Linked DNA regions of Homo sapiens: region 2 is linked to region 1. A link is a loop called in an ENCODE intact Hi-C map of the cell type or tissue named here. Cell type or tissue: PC-3. All regions are shown on one strand. Each heading gives the region's core, and the rest is flanking DNA. Links, peaks and the distances in the headings are about the cores only. Region 1 overlaps LRP1B (LDL receptor related protein 1B). Region 2 overlaps LRP1B (LDL receptor related protein 1B).

Region 1 (9,279 bases), core at 2,866-5,365:
AAAAGCTTGTTTTACTGATGAATTGGTAAATTTTAATTATTTCCTTATATAATAAGATTAAAAATTTCTTGAGCATGTATTACATGTTGAGCATACTTCGATGGTCTAGAATTTGTACAATAGGAGATCCTTTTAGAGAGATAGGCCACATATATTCCAATTTTTAGAGAGCTAGGAGATATATATATATATACATACATATACCCATACAAATTTCTCTTATTTAACCTCAGGGCTACTGTGCCCAGCTAGGAAACCTTGGGTGAAACTTATTTAATGATATCATTTGACAGTAATGATTATACTTACTGGTGTGTGGGAAAAAGCATAGCTGTGGCAGCAGTATTTCACATGACAAACTAGCATAGAGTTGAGTGAACAATACGGAGAGCAGATGTTTCTTTAGGATAGTAAGAGACCCTTTGTGATAAGTTTCAGATGTCAAATAAATCCATTTTTACTTAGCATCCCTTCTCGTCTCTTATGAGTAAGCATAATTTCTCTTAAACATATGGCCAAAAATGAAATAAGCCTGGGAAATCCCATCTATAGTGTCAGTCTGTGTTATCGGGGAAAAAAAAATCTTCTGAATTAGTAATAAAACCCATCTGTTCCCACTTAGAGGAAAATGCCTCACACTGATGAAGTGAGACTAATATTCAGCATTTTAAAAAGTGTACAGAAAAATTAAATGGTTTCTTTTCTTAAGAAGATGTCAGACCCATTTATTCACTTTGATCAATCTTCAAATTTTGATTACTGACAGTCTTTAAAATAACTGATAAAGAACAATGCCTTTTCCCTTATATACATATTAATTCTCACAAAACATCCTAAATACCGAGATATTTCTTATTTTTAGAAATTATTCATCCTTGTTAATGTCATAATTTGCTCACAATAGTAAGATGTTTTCAATCACAATTGTTGTCTCCTCAGATTTTTAATAGTCCTTCTGATTATAACAGTAATCCAGATTCATTGAAGAAAAGTGTAACAATCCAGAAAAGCATGGTAAAGAAAATTAAACACTCATGTTTCATTTTTCTCAAAATTGTATATACTTATAGTTTTAAAATCAAGTAGTTCTATAAATTCTATAAAAATAGCAATTACTCATCCAGTATTTCCCTGTCCACATTACTATTCCCCAAATGTAGTTAAACTCTCTCTCTTTTTTTTTTTTTTTTTTTTTTTTTTGAGATGGAGTCTTGCTCTTGTCTCCCAGGCTGGAGTATAGTGGCAGGATCTTGGCTCATTGCAACCTCCACCTCCCAGGTTCAAGCGATTCTCCTGCCTCAGCCTCCCAAGTAGCTGGGATTACAGGCGCCCACCACCACCTTCAGCTGATTTTTGTGTTTTTAGTAGAGACAGGGTATCACCATGTTAGCCAGGCTGGCCTCGAACTTCTGACCTCAGGTGATCCACCCGCCTCAGCCTCCCAAAGTTCTGGGATTACAGGCATGAGCCACCATGCCTGGCCATAGTTAAAGTCTTTTAGTATGCTTCTTTAGCATATTTATCTCCATACATGTATATATAAATAAATAACATATAAATTACCCCTATTTCTTTATAATATGGTCACATATATTATCTTAGGCTTTTAAATATGAAAAAACTTGTTTTCTTACATAGCTTGCAGACTTTACAGCCCAATACCTATTTTCTACCATATCACCATATTTAATTCCATAGTCATTCTTTACGTTGTTATTATCATATAAATTTTAATGATTGTTAAACCATCTAGTATATGATGCCTATTTTTCCTTTTTCATACAACTTTCTAGTCTCCACGGATTCAACAATTATCTCTTTTTTTCTCCTTTGCTTATAGTACTTATCACTACTGCACCAATATATTCCCTTAAGAGATATGTATATCTCCTCTCAGTCCTTATCCTGAAATATTCAAGGGAGTAAACTTTTGCTACTTGTTATTCCTGAAAAGTATCTATTTCCTATCTTTTTATCTTATTGTTGTATAGTCCGGGAGGTTTCCTCAAATTTGTCTTCCATCATTCTATTGATTTTGAACTTTCTGCCACTATATTTTAATTTCTTAGGACTCTTTTGAGGATATTCCATATAGCATCCTATGTTTGTTTTATAATGTTAAATGTTTCCTACATCCTTTCTATTGTCTTGATGATGCTTATTAACATTTCATTCTTTTGGTCTGGGTCTTTCCTGTTGGAGATATTCCTCAAACGTATGGTGCTACTTAGCTTTCTTAGATTTTGTAAATATCTAGGGATTTAAATTAAGATTTTTTGTATTTATTTTAAAGTAATTTTAAGAATAGCTTTTGACACTTACATCAAGCTTTGTATTACTATTTTCAACAATTTTTTTAAGTAACATTTTTAACTGGTTTCAGTAATCTCACAAAGTAATCTACAACTATTTTTTTCCATTATCAAGATACACTGATGGATTCATTTTTAGTTGGATTGGCATGTTTTCAACTAAATATGGTACTGGAACAATTTATTTTTGCTCCTGTTTAAGTGACAATATTGTTAACTTTCTTTTGTACATGAAAGGAAACTTTCATGATTCTAAATTTTTTCTTTTCTAATCTTTGTCGCTCAAAACTCAGAAATTTATAACACAAATTTCTTGTAAAACTTGGTCCTATAGAGGGGTGTGAAGTCAGTGTGATTCTTTTCTTTGTATACAGCTTTAGTTTCCTGTCTTGAGCTCAAATGAGTATAGTTATTAAATATTAAAAATATCCAGAATATGTCTAAAAATGGGTATTCTCCCTAATTTTTCTGATAATATGCTTTTTTAAAAAACTTTTCTTGTGCAATATTTTCATTAGTTAGGTAGAGTCAAAAATTATATCTTTGATAACTTCCTTTATTCTAGTGTATTTAGTCATTTTATAATTCAGTAAGCTTCTTCCATATTGTATTTTCACTTAAATATTTATCTCTGTGAATTTATCTAGATGTCTCAAATTTGTCTTTCCCATCAAGAATTCAATATTTGAAAATGACAACTGTTTTTTTTCACTGTATCAATTATAGATTTTAATTTTGTACTTGCATTATTGGATTTCCTATAATATTTCCTTATCTCCAACATCTCCCTTTTAATCTTAAATGTTGCTTTTTTAAAAACATTTTTCCTTTTGACTTTCTGCTACTTTTTTTTATAAAATCTCTTAAACTTACATTTTTTTTGTTCTATGAACTTTAAATATCAGGCAATTTTCTAATATATTCTCTTGTGCTTACCCATATTCAAGAAACATATTGTTTTCCTAAGCCTTTAGAATGAAGTTCATTTTCCCTTTTTCTGAAGGTAATATGTTAGAACCATGTTATCTATTTTCCAGTGTTATTTCTACCCTGGAAGGCAAACCTGTTTGACAATAATCAAAGTATATCATTTGCTGTTCATTCCACTCGAAATGGCTTCCTCCAATCTTCAGCTCAGAAGTGGTGTGATGTATATGTCTCCTAATCTAATACTCAGTGTTCATGACTCCCTCATCTACTGCAACTATTCTAGGTCATGTGGTATTTTCTCCTAAAATCTGGTTCGATGACATTTTAGTTTTGTGAAATATACACTGAACTACAATTCTCTCTTTGCTTTCTTCCCTCTACCTATTTACTTTTTGGGTAACTGCATCTCCCTACATAAGATGAACTTCTGCCCATTCTTTTTTTTTTTTTTTTTTTTAATTTTTGTATGTGTTTTTTTTTAATTATACTTTAAGTTTTAGGGTACATGTGCACAATGTGCAGGTTAGTTACATATGTATACATGTGCCATGCTGGTGCGCTGCACCCACTAACTCGTTATCTAGCATTAGGTATATCTCCCGATGCTATCCCTCCCCCCTCCCCCCACCCCACAACAGTCCCCAGAGTGTGATATTCCCCTCCCTGTGTCCATGTGATCTCATTGTTCAATTCCCACCTATGAGTGAGAATATGCGGTGTTTGGTTTTTTGTTCTTGCGATAGTTTACTGAGAATGATGATTTCCAATTTCATCCATGTCCCTACAAAGGACATGAACTTCTCTGCCCGTTCTTATCTCCCAAACTTACTGCCAGATGGTTCTGGTGTTTCCTGGAATGTTTGAAGAAAAAGAACTGTTAAAGGCCATTCGGAAGAAAAGAGAATTAAGGTGCTCTTTTCAGAGTGATACTTGTACATGTACTTAAGGATGACTAACTGATGACTAGCTGTTAATATGGATTTACTATTTGGAAACTAGCTAAGAGACATGGGGTTAAGAAAACAATACATGCCATCTTTCACTTTAACATGTTTATTCTATTAGAGTTGCCCTGGCTAAAGAGGCTCACTGCTTGTTGTGTTTTTTAGTCTAGATCTATTAACCTTGTAATTACTTTCGAGGGGAAATCTCTCTCACTATTGGGAGCAAGTTTTCCAATATTACTAGAATTTAGTGGTGGCAAGAATTTTCACTTTGTACTTCCCCTGAGATTTTTAAGTTGTTTCAGTGGGAGACACTTCACTAGGGATTTTCATCAGCTCCCATTTAAATAAAGTTCCTCAGCAGGCCAATCTTTAAAATGATTTAACTGTCGGCCGGGCATGGTGGCTCACACCTGTAATCCCAGCACTTTGGGAGGCCAAGGCAGGCAGATCACCTGAGTTCAGGAGTTTGAGACCAACCTGGCCAACATGGTGAAACACCGTCTCTTCTAAAAATATAAAAATTAGCTGGCCATGGTGGCAGGCACCTGTAATCCCAGGTACTTGGGAGGCTGAGACAGGAGAATCGCTTGAACCCAGAAAGCGGAGGTTGCAGTGAGCCGAGATTGTGCCACTGCACTCCAGCCTAGGCAACAGAGTGAGACTCCTTCTCAAAAATAAATAAATAAATAAATAAATAAATAAATAAATAAATAAATAAATAAATAAAAATAAAAATAAAGTGATTTAACTAACTTTCTATCGGAGCCAGCTGAATTGCCTTCCTCTCTTTTAAATTTTCTGATTAACCTCTGCCTTTTTTTTATATTAGAAAAAGTAAAACATTCAAATAAGTATCTAGAAATTAAATTTTTTTAAAAAACCTTTGTTTGCCAATACATTATTTTGGGAAAACTTTATATTTGCACTAAGAAAAATTGTCTCTTTCGTGTAGCTTACTTTTAGAATATATATTTCTTTATGATCAGAAGTTGAATATAAAAGTAAATATTTCTCAAAATAGAGAAAATTTAAACTTTGTTTACAAGTGCTTCAGTTATATTAGCTTCATTAAAGTTGATAGAGTAAATTGAATGACATGTTTCAAGGATTTATATTTTTACCACAAAAATATAGTATGGATACATTAGCACAAATATACCTAATATTTATTGCCAAACTATAACCATCCAGGTGTATTATACTGTCTTCTTAAGGAGTCAAAAAATGTAAAACTGGTTGAGAGATAAATACATATAGCTTTTGCTATTGTCTTTATTGGTGAGTCCTAATTCTTATAGTTTGGTAGATTCACGGGATCTGGTGAGGAGGAACCAATGTGATTCTGATACTACAGGCAAGCATCCAAACTATGTGGTTTAAAGCTAAGTGTTATGGCATTATCATATAACAAAGAGGAAAATCAAAGAAGCAAACTTTAGCAGTGGATACTTGTCTTTTATCAAAGCTCTAAAGCAATTGTCCTGAGCTGTTGAGAGAAAAGAAACTATGATTTCCTAGATCTTTCAACTACAGAATCAGCCCCAATTCTTCCATTCAGTAGCATGTAGTCTGGGGACAATTTGGAGAGAATATGGGATTGAATGAACACTTCAACTTTTTTTTTCCCCTTGAAAGTGCTATTTGTAGGATATGATTGCCACTATCCAGATAAAGCATAATAGTGCTAGGGATGAAGAACAGAGAGAAGTCTGTATTTCAGAGCTTTAGAGAATGAAATGGACAGAAATTGATGGCCATTTGACTGTAGTAAGTGGAGGAAGGGGATATTTTATGTAACTCTTATTTCCACCTTGAATTAGGTAGGAAATCACTACCAGGATAGAGAATGCCAGAAGACAAACAGTATTGTGAATGTTATCTCATATGTAGTGTTGGCTGGATTGAATTTTATGTACCTAGAAAACACCTGTACTAAAGATATTTAAAAGATACTTTTAAATATTGGCCTGAATTACAAAGGGTTGAGGAGGTCAAAGTCTAGAGATATAACCTGATCAGTTCTACCCCCAAAATATATTTTGGGTTAGTTTGTTTCTCTCCCACCCCACTACCAGGATGCTTCTTTGGCCATTAATCATAATCTACATTCTCCAGCTCCTATCTCTAACTCTATAAATTGTGTTTCATACAACAGTCAGAGTGATATTGTGTGAGGGGTTATGCCACTTTTCTGCTTAAAGGCTCCACATTACAATTAAATTTAAAGTTATATGTCGTATTCTGTCTCTAAGGACCTTGCATCATCTGGCTCCTGGGATCTCACACCATTCCTGTGCAGTTCTTGAGACTTGAAGCCCACTGGCTTTCTTTCCATTCTTCAAGCTATCTTACTTCAGACTGTGGCATGTTTCATTTCCTGTACCTGGAAAGATCTTTTCCAGAGATTACCCCTGAACCCGGCCCCACCCTCTATTCCTACTTATCAACATTTTTCTTATCCTTTATATCTCAGTGTAAACATTACTTCTACAGAATGATCTGATCACCCCACCCCTCCTCACATTCTCCACAGTATTTCACAACTCAGTACCATGTTTATTTCATTAACGACACTTAGAACAATGTGTAATTTTTTTTTATTATACTTTAAGTTCTAGGGTACATGTGCACAATGTACAGGTTTGTTACATACATATACATGTGCCATATTGGTGTGCTGCACCCATTAACTCGTCATCTACATTAGGTATTTCTCCTAATGCTATCCCTCCCCACTCCCCCACCCCACCACATGCCCCGGTGTGTGACGTTCCCCACCCTGTGTCCAAGTGTTCTCATTGTTCACTTCCCACATATGAGTGAGAACATGTGGTGTTTGGTTTTCTGTCCTTGCAATAGTTTGCTCAGATTGATGGTTTCTAGCTTCATCCATGTCCCTACAAAGGACGTGAACTCATCCTTTTCTATGGCTGCATAGTATTCCATGGTATATATGTGCCACATTTTCTTAATCCAGTCTATCACTGATGGACATTTGGGTTGGTTCCAAGTCTCTGCTATTGTAAATAGTGCTGCAATAAACATACATGTGCACATGTCTTTATAGCAGCATGATTTATAATCCTTTGGGTATATGCCCAGTAATGAGATCACTGGGTCAAATGGTATTTCTAGCTCTAGATCCTTGAGGAATCGCCACACTGTCTTCCACAATGGTTGAACTAGTTTACAGTCCCACCAACAGTGTAAAAGTGTTCCTATTTCTATACATCCTCTCCAGCACCTGTTGTTTCCTGAATTTTTAATGATCGCCATTCTAACTGGTGTGAGATGGTATCTCATTGTGGTTTTGATTTGCATTTCTCTGATGGCCTGTGATGATGAGCAAAAATGCATAATTTTTTAAAAAGTATTTTCTTCTTTGTAGTCTAATTTGTCCAGTAGACTAAATAGTTCATGGGGGCAGGAACCACATCTGACTTGTGCCCAGTGCATGGTTAGACTGAATGCCCATATTCCCCAGGTGCCCAGGATAGCCCTGTTTCATGCCTGCTGATCTGATGATTGTTAATAACACCGTCTTCACTCTCAAAAATGTCTTGATTTGGATGATAAATTACATGTCAATTTATGTATGGTAAACACTCAATAATTATTTATTGAATAAGTAAATAAATGGGAAACTCTGACACATAGATGTTATTAAAATATATAAAAAATAAGACAATTTGAAGTGCAGTGCAATGGTTCACTGATGATGTAAAGCATAAAGGGTTGGAAAGACTATTTATTGCAGAACTCCTGTGTATATATGTGGGTGTTTAATTAAAAATATAATTTTTAAAACATTATTGAGACATTAAGATTTCAAGTTTTTTTAAAAAAGCATTTAAAGGCAGATTTAAAAAATAACTTTGCACACTGTTGATGAATATGGTATGTTTTGATTTATTACTTCAGAATACTGCATTTAAATGCGGAGAAAAACTAGGGAATTATTTCATTTAATTGTGAAACATCTTCCCATTAGTGTTCAAAATCCCAGATTATATTTCTCTAGAGTATAAATTTGATTGAATCCTTTCATTTGTCTAGAAAATATCAAGAAACATTGAGAAAGTAATATTTCAATCTATATGTTTATATATATGATATACAATATGAACACATACATATGTACATATATATGTGTATAGGTATGTTTCATACCTGAAAAAGTACATATGTCTATTACATACATCTATACAGATATATATCACATATCACATATGTATGTATTTGCTCATATACATTTATATATATATCTAGGAATGATGCTGAAAACTTTCATTTTGTTTTAAAAATAAAACAATATTGAGATCTAGATTATATAAAATACTCAAAGAGAAATAGTTGCTTTTATTTCAACCTTAAAAAGCTAACAGTTTATGTTTAAAAGATAACTAACATTAAAAAATATGAATGCTATATGTGTACTTTATTTATAGAAGAACTGAGCCTGGAGTAGAGGAGGCAGCTGGATATAAAAAAGTGCATAGACTGGCATCAAAGAGAGCTCACTTTGAATCTGGGTTTTGCCAAGTGTGTTATCTTAGAAAAGTCATTTAACTCCCTGACCTTCAATTTTTTCACCCACTAAGTTAATAGTACCTAGTACAACATGAAATTAGGAGGATGGGAAATGATCTACATACCACCATACCATTGCTATGCAATCGTAAGAACTCTAAATATAACTTCTCTCTTTAATGTTCAAACATGCGGTGATCAGGTCTACCTGCCAGGTTTTTAATGGATTGTCACAGACCCAAGCACTTTCCTAGAAGGATTATCATGATGAGCTTAAATCCCTGTCCTGTGAGAACTATCTGGGGGGAAAAGAAACAATTAATGGATGAGAGATAGCTTCAAAATCAGTGGAGCTGACATAAAGGAGGAGTTGATTTCTCTGTTGGCATGTTTAGGGTATGAAATTACGAGAACTGAGTTTTGAGCGTTGTATAAAGAAATTAGGAATTATTACATAGCAGACAGAACTTTAATGACTGATTGGAGTCTATCTAAACTCTAAAATTTATATAATTATAAATAGTATACAATAAGGTACATAATACAAGAAACTATAATAA
Region 2 (9,279 bases), core at 3,573-6,072, 160 kb before region 1:
TCGATAGACTATGTGGAAAACAAGCTTTATTGGATCAGTTCAGGGAATGGAACCATAAATAGATGCAACCTGGATGGTGGTAATTTAGAAGTAATCGAGTCAATGAAAGAAGAATTAACAAAAGCTACAGCCCTAACCATCATGGGTAAGTGAAATTATTCTATAGCTTGGTTGCTTTGTATTGATTGGGGGTTGATTTATTATGACCTGTTAAAAGCTTAGGAAAGTTACTGCTCCACTAACACCAGAACTATATTCAAATTGAACACTTCTATGAGGTTTTCTTCTCTTCCTTCTTTTCCTCTTTAGCAAACAGACTTATAAGATTATCCAGATCAGAAACTTAGTGTTAGCAATACTAACTTTACTGTTACTGATTCTTGGCTTACTATGACTTGTATTATTTTACAATTGTTATTTTCTGTGTTCTACTCCAGTCCTCTAAAGTCTAAGGGCCTAGTGCATTTGTCACAATAAAGTCAAACCTGGCTTATCTCCATTTAATAAAGAATAGCTTGATCCATAGGTAGAATTCAAAAGACAAGACAACAGGGTCCATTTGACCAATGATTGAAATAATTTCCCATTGAATAATTCTTTTCAGTATTTTGGAGTGAGTAGAGATTTTACTTATTTGAGTGTTATTTCCATTCTTTGATTCAATCTTCTAGGGAAAAAAAGGTGCTAGGTAAGTAAAATGATTAGGAAGCTAAAAGGGAGGTATGGCTTCCATGGAGCAAATAATTAACCTCTACTATATTGGTATTAGAAGCTAATTTTTGAAATGTAAGTTTCAGTTTAAAAAGATAGTTTGAATTTTTCAAAAGATGTTAAGAGTGGTTGCATAAAAAAGAACTCTTTGTTGAGGATGGCTGAATATTGATTTAGTGAATGGCTGGCTCTAAGCTGAAGTTTGTGGTAGGTGAGGGGTGTGAGGATTGGCTAATCTACAAAGAATTTCAGTAATTGCATTTGCGGTTACAGGATGATACTCAGAAAATTATTTAATATTTATAATTCTGAATATTGTGATATATTCAGAATAATTTTTAAAAACTTATACAATTTATGAAAAGCCCATTTGAATACATTTTTACCTTTATTTATATAGGTAAAAATTTATGCCTTTTAATTCTATATTCTAAATCTTTTAGCCATTTTACTATTTCTCAGGTTTGTGAGGTTTTTTTTTGATGTTGTTGTTGTTTTATTATTTTTTTGGTAATGAATTTTCATGAGTATATGTTAATAAGTAAACAGTTGTTAATTGAGACAGATTTGGAAATTCATTTTCTAGATAAAAAATATTTTTATCATCTTTGATTTTCAATTAAATTAAAAATATCTAGATGAAGGTGAACAAGGTTTAAATATTGCAAATTTTATTTAAGAATGAGTCTTCCTCTCTCTTGTGAAGGAAAGAGATTGTTTTAACAAACCTTAAGTGTTAAGATGATCTCTATTTCAATTTTTATTATAGGGAAATATAGACATTAAAATATCTGCCTATATCACAAAGTTGTGAGAATCACTTGAAGTTCTAAATGAATGTACTTTTTGAAAAGTAGAGTTCTATGGAAATGTCAAAGTTGGCATCTGATGCCTATTAATTTGGTCCTTAAAGCACTCTCTACGTTTCCCTAGTTGGGAATTTCCAGATATGTGATAGAATACTTCATCAGATGTTTAGTGGTTTTCATTTGCTTAAGCTTATTCCTAAACTACTGTCCTTCTGCTATACCTTTTACTTATATATTTTTTCTAAATTATTTCTTAGAATCAGGTTTTTTTAAATAGTTTTTCTTCAGATGAGAAATTTAAATGTGTAAAAGAGAAATCATCTTGTATTTAAGTCTCCAATTTTCTTTTGAGTCTTTGGGCAATTTCTGTGCTATTTATAGAGCATTATATTGACATTCTTTTCATTGTATATATCCAGAAGTTACATATATATAAAACAAAAGGGTTGTACTTGACAAATAGGTTATTTTACAGTAGGAATTTATTGACAATTGTTTCATAGTGTCTATAAGATGACTTTTTTTAAAAAACAGAATATATTACTTAGTATTAGAAAATGAACAATAATATTTTGTCTTATGTCTTTGTACGTATTTTAAATAAAAATAAGCAGAGTTTAAATTCTGAAAGTAGTTGAGTAAGCTGTAACAGTCTCTAAATCATCACCCACATTATGTTTTCAAAAACTTATTTCCAATGTACTTTATGAAACCCAAACTATCAAATAGCATAACTAAGGAACTCAGTAAATTAGAGGAAAGGTGTTAAAAATCTTGAATAATATTTCAAGGAAAGTCGGTGACTTTTAAGGGAAAAAAATATAATAAAATTGTTACCTTGTAGAAATATTTAAGGCTTTATGAAGGTTTATTTCTGCTAATATTGCTGCTGACCGTGTTTTGAGTAGAAAATGAATACTAAACTAACAGAGCTCAATGCTGTAAATATAGTATCAAAAAATGGAGCAGGTATCTATCTTAGCAAAAAATAAAGATGTTAGGTTTGTTGACTGATAAATGGAAGAAGGAGAAAATTTGAATGAGATCGTAATGCCCATATTGTGTCAATGCTGTGAATCTGTTATGACATCAGCTTTGTAGAGGAACCCCGCCTTGCAGAAATTAAAATTCTCTTAACAAGTAAATTGCTGTGTAAGTATACCCCTTTTTGCCACTGTAATTTGAGTAGCTCTGAAACATAAAGAATAAATAAAAAAACAAAAAACAAAAACAAAAAAAAACCTCTTGGCCGGGCACAGTGGCTTACGCCTGTAATCCCAGCACTTTGTGAGGCTGGGCCAGGCAGATCATGAGGTCAGGAGTTCAAGACCAGCGTGGTCAACATAGTGAAACCCTGTCTCTACTAAAAATACAAAAAATTAGCCAGTCATGGTAGCGGGTGCCTGTAATCCCAGCTACTTGGGAGGTGAGGCAGGAGAATCGCTTGAACCTGGGAGGTGGAGGTTGCAGTGAGCCGAGATTGCACCATTGCACTCTAGCCTGGGCAACAGTGCAAGACTCAGCTTCAAAACAAACAACAAAAAACCTCGTAATGCCTTTACTGGCAATATGTTAACTGGACATACCAAAATACACCTAGCAGTCTGAGGATTTAAAATTTAAAGTACATTACCAAAGAGAATCAGGGGAAGAGTCTCTATAACATTTTCTGGTTTGGCTTTAAACTTACTCTTCTCCTCAGGGTTCTCCTTCTTTCAAAACCTCCACCCCTTCTATTTGAGAAGAGAAAAAAAAATGTGATGGCCTACTTGCTGCTGAGGCTGAATACTATAGTCATATAAAAAAAAACAATGAAAAAGTAAAACACAGGAACCTCACCAATATCCAGGGGATTACTGAAGACTGCAGTTACAAATGTTTAAAAAGAAATTTGTCTACAGGGATCCTGAAATTACACACCCAGAAAACAAGTCATTGTACTATGAAGTGATTAGTATATACAAATGTATGATAGTTCCCCAAAGAGGCTACATAGGTGCTGAATGATAAGTAACTGAAAGTTTGTCTTTCACTAAAAAATTTAAGAGTAGTTTATACTAAAGCTATGTTAAAAAAAATCTCTTTGAACACTTTGCACAAGTTTTTAAACCTCAAGGATTATAAATTGGAACCGCTCGAGACTCTTAGTTTTAATTAGAATAGTACCCAGATCAAAATAAAGCAATTATTTGATGACTCAGTCAAGACCTGTAAACCAAGATATGTTTCATAAACACTTTGCTATTTCTCCTTTTAATAAGTAGAGCTTAGCTTTCTTTCCTTTGAGTGTGGGTACTGTCTCATTTTTAATTAAGAGTATAAGGCGGAAGTGATGATATGTGGCTTTGGGGACAAAGTCATAAAAAGCATGAGCTTCTTTGCCCTCTCTTGGATCACTGTCCTTAGGCAAAGCCAGCTGACATGTTATGAGGACACTCAAGCAGCCCAGTGAAGAAGTACACGTGGGAAGAAAGGCAGTCAAGATTTTAGCACAAGCCAACAGCTATAAAGTAACCTCAAGGGATACTCCAAACCAGAACCACCCACATGGCTGCTCCCAGATTCTAGACCCACAGAAACCATGTGAGACAATAAATGTTTTATGGTGCTAAGTTTTGTAGTCACTTTTTGCACTGCTATAGATATTAATTCATATGTTTACCCACAGGGCAGTCATTTATTTATGAATAGACTTAGAAGTTCAAATCTTAATAGAGTTAAGCAGGTTATGAATGAGTAAAGTATGTCAGGGGTGATAAAACCAAATAGCTCTAACATAAATGTTAAGTAGGATCTGAGTCTAGGCTGCAATATCTGAACTAGCTTGGGAGTGGCAGGAATTATGATGGAGTGGGAAAAATGAAAGTCCCACTTATGGTAGAACACCTCTCAGCTCCACTTATTTTTGCCATAAGGAATATTAACCATTTGTGACATATCTTTTATTTTTGAGGAGAAGGAAGAAATACAGATATTTATTTAAAATCTCACAATTTTTAATTATTAGCAAGTAATCTTTTTTAAAATTTTTTTTTAAAAAAATACCATGCAAACTAACCTACTATATAGGCTAGCTATGAAAGCTGTGAAGGCTAACACTATAAAAGCCAAACACTCTACAAAAAAACAACAACAAAAATCTCTACAATAACCTTCTGTTGTTGCTTCAGCACAGAGGGCAGCAGGTGTCACCTCTGGTTTGGTCATCATTTATACTGGTGACATTGAGTTACTGAGAGAAAAGGATGGAATTAAGGCAGCCAACACCCAACTGTACCACTAGAGGGGACTTTAGTAGAAAAAAAAAAGTCACCTGGTAGAGCTGGTATAGTATACAGAGGAGAATAAGCCCCTTCTGTGGAGAACAGGATACAGGATTTTCTACGAAGGTTTTCTAGTGGTGTTTGAACAGAGCTTGTATTCTGCCTGGGGTAAATAAAAATTAAGGACATACTAATGTCAGGTGTAACTATTATTTGAGTTAAACTCCTAACAAGGCAATGTAACTACTTGTTGTAGAACTTGCACCCCTAACAGCAATAAATATCTATTGCCATTCATTCTTTCATTCTTTCAGCAAGCATTTATCAGTGCTCACTATGTGCCAGCTGCTGATATACATGGTGGCAAGAATCCCAGCTTGCATAGTAACATGGAAGACAGACCATAAAGCAGATAAATGAGTAAAACGTATAGTATGATAGTTGAATATTAAGGGAAAAAATAGCAGATCAGGGAAAATAGATAAGGAAGTTTATGGGGTGAAATTTGAGGCTGAGTAGCCAAGAGTTTGCCAAGACAGTGACTTCTGAGTAAAGATCTGAAGAGACAGTGAGAGAAGATTGAAGGAATGCTGTGTGAACTAACAACTGCTTAACATTTTGCTGATTTTACAGTTTTTATATTATTTTTTAAATGTTTTGTTTTTTAAAAAAATATAAAACATAATTACATTAAAATAAATCTTCCCAGGTGATAAGGTTAATTTTCCAAGATAGAAATCCTCTAACATTGTCATGGCTCAAATAGTGTATTGCCTGTGCTTCTCCTATTCTCCAGTGACAGTGCAATGACTGTTTAATGAGGACTGTTAACACCTTTCAAGTTGCTAGATAAAAGCTGACCAACCTATAGCTCTGAACATCAAATTCTTCTCCATTTTTATTTTTATTTTATTTTATTTTAATTTGGAGATGGAGTCTCACTCTGTCACCTAGGCTGGAATGCAGTGGCGTAATCTTGGCTCACTGCAACCTCCACCTCCCAGGTTCAAATGATTCTTGTGCCTCAGCCTCCCCAGTAGCTGGGATTACAGGCATGCGCCATTACACCCGGTTAATTTTTGTATTTTCAGTAGAGACGGGGTTTCACCATGTTGGCTAGGCTGGTCTTGAACTCCTGACCACAGGTGATCCACCCACCTTGGCCTCCCATCTTCTCCATTTTTAAAGATGATCTTGTCAGTTTTCCTAACTGTCAGAGCTGGCAAATACAAAAGTTTCTGCTTTCTAATATACAGTAATAACTAGTTGCTCTAAAATTATATTGACAACCTTTTCTCTTAGATATTTTTTCTAAGTATTTTGCAAATTTTTTTTATGGAATTTTCTTTTATAAAAATACTTCTGTTTGACCAGGAGCAGTGACTCACATCTGTAATCCCAGCACTTTGTGAGCTCGAGGCAGGTGGATCACGAGATCAGGAGTTCAAGACCAGCCTGGCCAAGATGGTGAAACCCCATCTCTACTAAAAATACAAAAAAAAAAAAAAAAATTAGCAAGGCGTGGTGGCGGGTGCCTGTAATCCCAGCTACTCAGTAGGCTGAGGCAGGAGAATCGCTTGAACCCGGGCTGCAGAGGTTGCAGTGAGCCAAGATTGTGCCACTGCATTCCAGCCTGGGTGATAGAGTGAGACTCTGTCTAAAAAAAAAGTAAATAAATAAACACAAATTTAAAAAAACTTCTGTTTTATGAGATAATGATATGGTAAAAACAGTTTCCTACATTATTTTAAACGATTTGTGCTATAAAATAGTATACAGTCAGCTATGTAATGTTTTACTATTGATTACCTAGTATTCAGTTACAGGGATTTTTAATTTTTATTTATCTTTTTCCTCACAACTTTTGACATTTTCCTGGTCACTAATGCCTGCAGGAGACAGTGAGGCGAACTCAAGTTAATCAAGTCACTGTTCAGTTTTTAGTGCCTTTATGAGGAGCAGGACTTTAAAACTATTGACTAAAATTAGGCTTTCTGGGTTATTTATGGATTTTATTTAACATATTTCTTTCCCTTCTGCATATGCAGTTTGAGAGCAGACTGCATATATTGTATTTACACTGAAGAGAAAGTTGAACAAATCAATTCATGGAGATAAGAGAAAATACACATGTAAAACAAATATTGTCACAGAAACAATAGTCTTATTTCTTGTTGAAAATTATGACGGAATTCACGAAATAGAAGGATGATAGCTTATCTGTATTTTGTACTTTTTTAGTGGGGCATGAAAGAGCTGGTGTAAATGGATCATAGCTTTAAAATAGAACTGAGGGTATGAATAATATTTAAGGAAACTTGAAGTCAGTATGTCTAAATAGAGAATCACTGACAATTATGTACTTAATGGTCAGCATATCATTTAATCACAGATGCTCTTGACATTGTTTATGAAAATGAGTCATGTAGTAATTTGTCAAGGTCAAGAGTTTGAGCCCTGGGCCCTATAAGGGGTATGAGTTTGAATTTACCCTCCACCCTTCACTCACACCTATGAGCTATTTATTCATTATTCTCTGCTATTCTACTATATGCACAGTTGCTCTCATTTATATATCATTCCGTATATGCTTTTTGTTGTTGTGTTGTTTTATGGCGCTAAATGATCTTTGGAAGTTGTATTTGCCATGATATTTGTAGGTAAGGAATCTAAAATTATCATGACATATACTACTTGAGTGTCAAGGTGTATGCATATATATATTTTTATTTATATATTTGTATGTCTTACCTTGGGCTGCTATAGCAAATTAACATAGGCTGAGAGGCTTTAAAAACATCAGAAATTTATTTCTCACAGTTCTGGAGGCTGGAAGTCTGAGATCAGGGTGCCAGGATGGTTGGGTTCTGGTGAGGGCCCATTTCCAGATTATAGATTGCTTACTTTTTATATCTTCTCATGGAAACAAATGAGAGAGAGAAAAGAGAGAGAGAAAGAGCTCTCTGGGGATCCTTTTATAAGTTCACTAATTTCATTCATGAGGTCTTTACCCTCATGACCAAATTACCTTCCAAAGATCCCACTCTTCAATTCCATCAAATTGGGGATTAGGATTTCAACATATGAATTTTTGAGGGACACAAATATTCAGTCTATTATATGTGTGTGTGTATGTATGCATCCATATATATATGCACACACATACGTACACAAGCACATATATAATTCTTATCTATCCATTATATATATCTCTTTATCTATTTCTCTATATGTTGGTGCAAAAGTAATTGTTATTTTGCCATTAAAGTTTTAACCTTGCATGATTTTTATCACTAATGTGTTGATCCATCCATTAGTGATCAAACTATTAGTTTTAAATAAAATAGGATTTAGTTTTAAATAAATGATTATATTGGTTAAAGCAATACAAAAGAACATAAAAATTACAAATAAAAAAGTTCATTTGTGAAGTTATGCTAATCAGAGTTCATTTTAATCTGTTTCATAAGTTAGGCAAAAGTATTTCAACTTTTAGTTAAGAATTTGGTGGGAGTTTACAACATAAAACTGCTTAATTTGTCTTAGAATAGGTTTGTGCTTCCTATAAATATCTGAGTAGCTATCTCCAACAACCATCAAATCTTAGAATCACTTGCAATTGGCTATCCTCACTATGAACTGAAAGAAACTTTGAGTCACAGGTAAAGGCAAAAAAACCACCAGCCTTTAATTACACAATTTCCATAGATATTTAAGCTCTCTGCTAAATTTTTCTATTTATCACAATTTTAATATATTATACTATTGACCTGTTTCAAGTGGCAATTTTCCAGGATGGGATTAATAAGTAAACATTAAAAAGAGATTAAATTTTGGCTACTATGGGGATCAGTCAAAAAAGGTGGGTCCTGTGTGTATTTGCAGACTCATGTCACAGTCTAATAATCAGAAAAACATTGGCTCTGTTGATCTGGTTATGCACACAACATTTGTTTTCAATCAATGTGAACCAAATGAGCTCATCATTTGTCTTTTAGGGAGCCCTTGAAAGGCTTTAGCAAACATAACCCTTAAGGACATTTGTTCATACTTTCTGTGGGCTCACCTCACAAACTTGAAGTTATCACAATAGCTGCTATGGAGATTCAAGGCACATGGGTAGTTTACCCATGGGAAAGTCAAGGCTGTCAGATTAAAATACTTTCAGACACCATCTGCATGTCAGAGAATGTCATGTTCAGTTGCTCAAGAATGAATACAGTGTTCATATTTTTGGGGATTAAAGGTTTCAAATGTTCCCTCTAGACATTGTATGATAAAGTATTTACAATTGTTTAACCTCTCCGATAACTGAAAAAAATGTGAGTTACAGCTAATGGCAAAAAAAAAAAAAAAAAAAAAAAAAAAATTAGTTTTTACCTACACTAACTCTTAAGCTTTTTCAGCTGAATTCTCAATGATAAGCTTTTAAAATGTATGTTTATTTCTTCTCAGCAAAATATCACTTGGTATAATAAATAATTTTAGAACTTTAA

What was found. Hi-C counts contacts between places; a loop is a spot of excess contacts. Peaks named below come from ENCODE experiments on the same cell type or tissue, not always from the same donor. Only the 100,000 strongest peaks of a DNase experiment are listed, where the experiment ranks them.
Region 2: it touches region 1 in a loop (2.0-fold over the local background); 2 of 110 quality-filtered maps call a loop at or near these places.

What each region holds. Positions count from the first base shown.
Region 1 is chr2:140,645,947-140,655,225 of GRCh38, reverse strand. The region is part of intron 41 of LRP1B (LDL receptor related protein 1B); the gene reads left to right. Among named protein-coding and RNA genes, the nearest start is that of MIR7157, 64 kb to the right of the region's middle. In PC-3, for the core only: no CTCF peak of the experiment used is centred there; a DNase peak (open chromatin) is centred at 4,225; H3K27ac peaks cover 1,479 bases.
Region 2 is chr2:140,804,523-140,813,801 of GRCh38, reverse strand. LRP1B (LDL receptor related protein 1B) reads left to right here. Exons shown (of 91, transcript NM_018557.3): 32 at 1-145. Among named protein-coding and RNA genes, the nearest start is that of MIR7157, 220 kb to the right of the region's middle. In PC-3, for the core only: a CTCF peak has its summit at 4,781 (motif pointing right); no DNase peak of the experiment used is centred there.